Regions from separate parts of the Mus musculus genome. Here regions 1 and 3 are each linked to region 2. A link is a loop called in an ENCODE intact Hi-C map of the cell type or tissue named here. Cell type or tissue: left cerebral cortex. All regions are shown on one strand. Region 1 has its middle 9.1 kb from the start of C130074G19Rik. Region 2 overlaps Mtarc2 (mitochondrial amidoxime reducing component 2). Region 3 holds the start of C130074G19Rik (RIKEN cDNA C130074G19 gene).

Evidence for each region. Peaks named below come from ENCODE experiments on the same cell type or tissue, not always from the same donor. Only the 100,000 strongest peaks of a DNase experiment are listed, where the experiment ranks them.
Region 1: it touches region 2 in a loop (7-fold over the local background); 10 of 42 quality-filtered maps call a loop at or near these places.
Region 3: a loop joins it to region 2, with 2.7 times the contacts of the local background. A loop is called at or near these places in 10 of 42 quality-filtered maps.

Annotation. Positions count from the first base shown.
Region 1 is chr1:184,890,926-184,893,425 of GRCm38, reverse strand. No RefSeq gene overlaps it. Among named protein-coding and RNA genes, the nearest start is that of C130074G19Rik, 9.1 kb to the right of the region's middle. In left cerebral cortex, a CTCF peak has its summit at 1,217 (motif pointing right); DNase peaks (open chromatin) are centred at 58, 884, 1,203 and 2,372.
Region 2 is chr1:184,823,600-184,826,099 of GRCm38, reverse strand. The region is part of intron 4 of Mtarc2 (mitochondrial amidoxime reducing component 2); the gene reads left to right. Among named protein-coding and RNA genes, the nearest start is that of Mir1981, 2.4 kb to the right of the region's middle. In left cerebral cortex, CTCF peaks have their summits at 796 (motif pointing right) and 1,388 (motif pointing left); DNase peaks (open chromatin) are centred at 805, 1,370 and 2,225; H3K4me3 peaks cover 326 bases; H3K27ac peaks cover 245 bases.
Region 3 is chr1:184,881,906-184,884,405 of GRCm38, reverse strand. It overlaps C130074G19Rik (RIKEN cDNA C130074G19 gene), which reads left to right and starts at 1,370. Exons shown (of 2, transcript NM_178692.3): 1 at 1,370-1,720. The coding sequence starts at 1,415. It overlaps Gm34602 (a long non-coding RNA gene), which reads right to left. Exons shown (of 4, transcript XR_003948516.1): 4 at 2,125-2,500. It also overlaps the pseudogene Gm17905. In left cerebral cortex, a CTCF peak has its summit at 1,298; DNase peaks (open chromatin) are centred at 1,347 and 1,671; H3K4me3 peaks cover 1,543 bases; H3K27ac peaks cover 1,354 bases.

The DNA.
Region 1 (2,500 bases), 67 kb before region 2:
AACTTTACTAAGGCGACAACACACCAGCCTGGAGGATCTTCGCAGAGTGCTTACACCACATATGTGGTTTGCTGTCACTTTAAGACGGGTTATGATAAGTAGGAGATACACTGTACATTTAGCACAACCACAAAACACAGCAGTTACAGCTACTGAGCCAGTAAGGGGGTTAGGAAGAAATGTTGTTTTAAAATAATGTTTCAAGTATTGTGCTAATGTAAGAGGCCTGGGGCCAGATAAGCTGCCAAAGACAGAAAGAAGAGCTGGTCTACGACATGGTAGAAAGTGTTGGCAAATTATTTATCTGATAGTTAATATCTAAAATATACAAGAACTTGGACAACTCAATAGCAAGAAACCCCAATTTACAAATGTACAAGGGACCTAAGTAAACAACTGCTCAAATGGCCAATATGGAGAAAGTGCTCAAAGTCACAGGTCAGAATGCGCTTACAAGCCACGCTAAGGAGCAGGGAGTCGTAGAGCACACCTGCAGTCTCGGTACCAGGGAAGTGAAAGCAAGAGGATCCTGTCTGATCACTGTCCAAAAGATAAAAGATGAGTGTGGACGAGGTTGTTCAGAAAGAGAACTCCCGCACACTGTTAGTGTGGTCTGTAAACTCATGCAGCTATTTTGGAACACAGTATGAGTGATCTTCAGGTGTTAAAAGAAATGCTGTATAAGCTGGTGATCTCAATCGTGGGTAAATAGCCAGGTGATAGGAAACGAGACCTGCGTTCTGCGTTCACTCAAGTATCAATCGCAATAGTTGGTCGACTTCAGCATCCTTCAGCACGAGCAGATGCAGAACGGAAGAGAACTCTGCCCTACAGAATGAAGGAGAGCCTCGCCATATCAACTGAGGTGAGTCAAATGTGAAACGAAAACCTAAGTATCTCAGGCCTGGCAAGAGGGCTTGGTGGATACGGGGACTTGATGACCTGAGTCCCCTCTCCGGATCTCAGTGGTAGGAGAAAGCTGACTCCCACAAGCTGTCCTCTGACTTTCACATGCATCATGCATGATGTGGCACACACACGTGGGGAGAGAGAGAGAGAGAGAGAGAGAGAGAGAGAGAGAGAGAGAGACTGTGATAAAAATATAAAATACAAGCATCACGGCATCCAGAAACCGCTGTTGTGACATTTTTCCATGGAAGGCTGTATATGCTAGTTTTGAGTCTGAAGGCTGGGAACTGATCAGAGAAAAGGCCTGGCCATGAGGTGGCAGCAGAAGGGCATGCATAGAGTATCATGGGGATACAGTGTGGAGTGCTTTGGGGAGAACCCTCACAGTGGAGGGTCTTCCAGAGAATGTCCAGGATCCCAAACCAGAGGGAGAAAGAGTATGAGGACTTCTCTGCCTGCAGAAAATGGGAAAAGGGGCTTCAGTGGAGAGACTGGATTAGAGCTCCAAATGGCAGCATCCATGTGAGGTCTTCCAGAGCCCCAGGTTGTCATATCTGGGGCTAGAAGATGTTGGGAATTTTACAACTTATACAAAGCCATCAGACTCTAAAGTGTGAAATATGTTCATGTGCTTGCTTGGACTTCACTGAAAGTACTTGGCTTGGGTGTATGAAGATTTCAAGTTCGGCTTCAGCAGCCCTAAACCAGGCTACGTGTATAATTGCTTAGTTTGGATGTATGTGTGGATACCGTATGTGTACCTGGTGCCCTCAGAGGACAGATGAGGGCATTGGACACCCTGGAACTGGAACCAGAGTCCTAGGCTGTGGTGCAGACATAAACACCATGGGGGAGGGGGGGGGCTACCTTTAACCCATTGTTTGCAAGATGACTCAGTGGATGAAAGTGCTCACTGCCAAGCCTGATGACTTGACCCCGGGGGACCCCCACAAGTTGTCCTGTGACCTGCACCTGAGCATCTGTAACCTTACATCTTCCTGTTTCCTGTCCTGCCTTTAGAGTTTAATGGTTTGGGAAAAATACCTGGCAAACTCGCAAATTCAGCAAGACAAGCTCTCAGTGGTTCCTGGGTGCTACATCCCCTAGGTCAAGGTGATGTCTGGCCTACTGAGAGAGGATGCTGAACCCGTCCGTATGTTTTCTGCATGATCTTGCAGTTCTTCTCTCTATCAAGGGACACTCTTTCACTATATAAAACTATTTGCAGGGTACGATGATACACGCCTTTAATCCTAGCACTTGGGAAGCAGAGGCAGGCAGATCTCTGTAAGTGTGAGGCTGCCAGGGCAGCAGAGTAAGGCCCTGCGCCCACCCCCATAGAAAATGAGAGGAGGGAGAGAGGGAAAAAGAGTGAAAGAAAGAAATTAAGTTGGGGGCTAGAGAGATGAGGACTCAGGTAAAGAGTACCGGCTGCTCTTGTAGAGGACCCAGGCTTGTTTCCCAGCCCCCACGTGGTGACTCATAACCAACTGTAATTCCAGTTCCAGGGTGTCTAACACCCTCTGAGGACAGCAGGTACACATACAGTACACATATATACATCCAAACGAAGCAATTATATACATAATGT
Region 2 (2,500 bases):
CTGTTCAGTTCTTTATTTTAACCAATCAGATGGTGATGGAGTATAATGTTTTACAAAATACTGAATCAGGTGATACTTTAATGACAGTAGCAAAGTTCTGACTGCCACCAGATCTCTGGGTACAGAAGTCAGCATTTGAATACACAGTGCACTAAACACCCCCCCCCCCCAACAAAAGACGCTCTCTCTATATTAGGTCTAGTTTAACTTTCCTACATTTAAAACAAATACTTGTATGGATTGTGATGACTGTCTCACGCTGTTTGTGTGTGATTCACCCCCCTCCTTGCCCCCAGCTCTTCCGTCATCTTTTTCTCAGGGTCTTGCATCAGGTGGAAAGCCTGGTGTAGTCTTAGTTTTCCTATTTACAAAGCGTGCACAGCCTGACAGAAAATCCCCAGGATGGGCTGGCTGGAGAGGTGGCTCCGCAGTTAGCGCACTGGCTGCTCTTGCAGAGGACCCACATCTGGTTCCCAGCACCTGCATGGTGGCTCACAGATCTCTACAGCCCCAGAGCTTGAGGATGCAATTCTGTCTTTGGGCTTCCTCACGCACTGCGTGCACATAAACACATGCAGAACACCGGCACACTGTTAAAAAATAGTAACAATAAAAACATTCTCAGTGTCATTGCACAGAGTGGAGCCCATAACACAGAGTATCATTCCCGTCTCCCACCCCCCTTTTTTCCTTGACCATTTCTCTTCCCTTTTCTCTCTTCCCACTCAAATTCCTCCTCGCTCTGACTAGGGGCTCGATTTTGTAAGAGTGCAGCTTGGTTTTTAAACCAGCAGGGGGCGCACTAGACTTTTCTAACGGTTTCCTGGTTTGTGGAGCCCCTGGAATCCTGCTGGATAGTGCGTTTCTTTGCGTTGATATGTCTAGTGAATATTAAACTCCTCCATGGTGAATTTAATTTTGAGTTATTTAAAACCCACTTTTTTCCTTTAGAAACTAAATTAACCATTGCGTTTAAGCTTAAACGTGGTCGTTTTTCAAATCAGCGTTTTTGAACCAAAATGTGAACAATGATCAGATGAGGATGGGTGCCTAATAAAGTCATTAACAGGACGCAGTCAGAGCTAGAATTTGGAGGCGTTAAGGACAGATTGTAGGAAGCCAGATAAACTGCTAAGGAGCCCTGCACTTGACCTATGGAACATTTGACCTAGTTGAGCTAAAACCCTAACTGAACATGTCAAGGTCGCTGGCTTTCTGTGAAAGCCATAGTGCAGAATTCCACAGACAAATAGCTTGGAATGTTGAACTCATTGTCACTTGGAGTAAGGGAATTGGGAGTTGGCGAGCCTTGGTGCCAAGCTGTCTTTGGCTCACATGCTTGTGGCTGCAGCGCCCTCGTGTGGTGAAAGGAGCGTAGAACCCCTGCCCGCTTACAGTCCTGGGCCCTTTGCCTTTCAGACAGGCGCTGTACTGGTCACCCTCCAGCGGGAGGTTTGCCACGTGCTGTCTTTGGTGTTCCACTGTTTGAACACCGTTTGTCACATGGTGTGACCTTGGCTTTTACAAAGCTTACGTAGTTCCTGGGCCAACGGATTGCTTGGAACATCGTGTTTATTTCCACCAGAAGCAGTTTCTTGGAGGGTAACTGGGGACCCAGGGCATCTGTGGAGACCTCTGTACTGTTGCTGTGGTCACATTGGGTGGGAGGTGTCTGGTTTTGAAGACCCAGTTTGTACTGGGATACTAATTGTGCTTTGCTCAATAATGCCTATAGACCCAAGGGAGGAGCTAGTTTGCCTTTGAATGCAGAGTGGATCATGATGTCATAGCCAGTTGCAGAAGGGAGACTAGGTGGTGCTCCTTCCTGCCTTTGCTCTGCCCTCCTTAGAAACTTAAGTCCCTCTCAGGCCCTGAGGGAGTCAAAGCCACCAGCTAACCAGGGGTCAGTTCTTCCTCGTATATGTCTCTGGGCATCTATTTAGAAGCCTCACCTGGTTGACGTCAGTTTCTAAGGACCATTGTTTGCATCTGATTGTAGGCATCTTCAAATGCCCCATTTCTCCTAGAGGCCCAGACAAAGGAGTGTACGGATTATCAGTGGGTCTCAGTAGATCAGTCACAAACCTTCAAGAGATGGACCTAGGCTGTAGCCTAGGCTGTGGGGATAACCCGAGTCATGGAATTCCCAGATCTGTGCCCATATCCCCCAAGGTCTGGAATTACAGTCGTGGGGCATCCTGCCAAGCTCCTAAATCACTTTTTAATTAATAAGAGGGACCATAATCTTTATGTAGCTCTATGTAAGCATGTGACTGTGTGATATTAAATGTATAGCTACAGACCTTAAGGTGCTGTAAAGACACCAAGACAGGATCCTCTGACATCTGGATGATGTCACGTGCAGACACGTGACAAAGTGGATGCAGGAGATCATGCTGATACATGAATCTGTTTCCAGGTTAGAGACAGGATCTGGGGCTGAGGGATCTGCAAACTCACCGAAGCTGATCTCTCTCTCTCTCTCTCTCTCTCTCTCTCT
Region 3 (2,500 bases), 58 kb before region 2:
CCAATAAGACCTTGCTCTGCAGAAGACATTAAAATAAAACTGCAGACAAGTATAGAAAAAAGTGTTTCTCGTTCCAAAGTGGAAGCCACATTCATGAACTGTGTGAAGAACTGCTTTCTGATGACTGAGCAGGAGGCTAGTGGAGATCTCAGGCCATGGAGGAAGAAAATGTCTAAACAGTTGGAAACTGGCTGGAGAGATGGCTCAGTGGCTAAGAGCATACACTGTTCCTTCAGAGGACCAGAGATAGATTTCTAGCAACCACATCACCTGTCTGTAACTATAGCTCCAGGCCAGAGACTCTGTACATACTTACACATAATTAAACATAGTTTAAAAAAATGAATCTCTAAAAAACGTCATGTCTCTAAAATGTTCAGGAAGCAATTTAATGTAAGAAGATTTGATTTGGAAGCCACAAAGAAACCACTTACTTGATTTCTATAAAAACCGATCTCATCTCTCCTTCCTATAATGTGGAGTGAGACCCCCCCACACACACACATACACACACTGGGCTTGATGGCTGTTGTTCAGGTTCCACTGCCAAGAACACACGTTGTCTAAACGCCTGCTCAGCTTCCAAGGACGGACTCCACCCTTTACTTAGTTGTAAGTATGTATGGAATGTTTTGATGGGAGACAGAAATGCTGATCATCAGGCATGTGAATGTTGGGAAGACATTTTTAACGTTTTCTTACCCTGCGCTTCTTGCTTGTGTTTGATTCAGAGCATCATGTAGCCCAGGCTGGACCTCAGACTCGCTGTGGTCAACTTGAACCCCTAATCCTTCTGCCTCCACTTCCTAGGTTCGGAGCATGTGCCACCTTGATGGGGCTTCTGTGACACTGGGGATGGAGTCCGGACTTTCGGGCATGCCTAGGTAGCATTCTCCCAACTGAGCTACATCCCCAGGTCTGAATATAATATTTTCATGACCCTGTCAACATGTCCACACCAGCACTGAGGAATCTTCACCAATACCATCTCTACCATTTGTTTGTTTGTTATTTTGTAGCCTTGGCTATCCTGGAACTTGCTCTGTGAACCAAAGTGAGCCTTGAACTCAGAGATCCACCAGCCTCAGCCTGGGATTAAACGCAGGGATTAAAGGTGTGTGCCACCACACCCTGCTAGTTTTAAATGCCCGCACCCGTAGTAGGTCTGTTGTTTGGAGTCTGTTCCCAGTACAGCTGAACTTGCCTACCCTGAGCAATGGTTTCTGCTGCAGGGTTCTCCGGAAAGCCTTTTACGTCTGCCCCCGTAATCCTGGACCCCACCGCATGGGTGTGCTGCGACCTCTGGTTCCCGGAGCGCACAGGGCCGGGGCGGTCCGCAGGGGCAGGAGCCGGGCGGAGCGTGGAGCAAAGGTTGCCTCATAGCCTGGGCCCTTCTCCAGAGCTCGGCGGCATCATGACGGTGGGCGCCCGGCTCCGAAGCAAGGCGGCGAGCAGCTTAGTGGGCCGAAGGCCCCTGGGGCGATCGCGCCGCGCCGGTGACGAGGAGACAGATGCCATCGTGGAGCACCTGGAGGGCGAGGACGAGGACCCGGCGAGCCCGGACTGTGAGCGCGAAGAGGGCGGGCGGCGCGCGGGGACTCCGAGCGCACGCAGGGTGCACCTGGCTGCGCTGCCTGAGCGCTACGACTCCCTGGAGGAGCCCGCGCCAGGCGACAAGCCCAAGAAGAGGTACCGGCGAAAACTGAAGAAGTACGGCAAGGTAGGTCCCCACGGCCCGGCCGCCCTGATCCAGACAGAACCGGGAGTCGCGCTGGGTGGAGTTGTGCCCGCATCCCCGCTGGCCTCCGGGACCATCACTAGGAGGGTGTGTAGCTGAGCGCGCGGGCAGGACCCTTGCTCCCAGTTGGAGCTGATGGTAATGCTGAAGCCATGGTGAGGTTAGTTGACTTGAGCCCCGGACCCAGCTGCGAAGTTGCAGTCTAGGTCCACCTATTTCCCGCACTCTCTCTGGGGCACCCCGCCACAGGAGAATATTAGGTGATTCAGTCCTAGACCCCGGGGTTAACCCGCGCGGGGCCTGCTAACTCAGCCAGTACATACCTAGAACCTGTTACCCCTCCCCCTTCTCTGATCAACAATCTCTGCACCCCGGGACTTCAGATGTTCTTCGGCCTGCCTTTTTACTTTGGTGGGAGAGCCAAAGGAAGGATGGATGGGGAACCGAATGAGTTTCGTTTTCAGGGCACATGATTATGGTTTCTAGGTGCTCTGACCTAGACAGGGCTAGGGAGGGAGTTGGAGTGGAGGGGAATCACAAAACTCATTGCTTGTGTTTGTTCTGACCAAAGTCCTCTGAACTCTCGGAATTATTGTCCAGGTAGTCTTCAGTGGGTGACCTTCATCATACCCGAGACATTCGGTCCCTTGCCAGGAGTTTAGTTTATCATTCTGAATGATATGACCGGAGCTTCCTCACAAGCAGGCAATGATAACATGCGTTGTTGAAGTGAAGTAGGGCTTTTGGGAGTAAGGAAGCCAT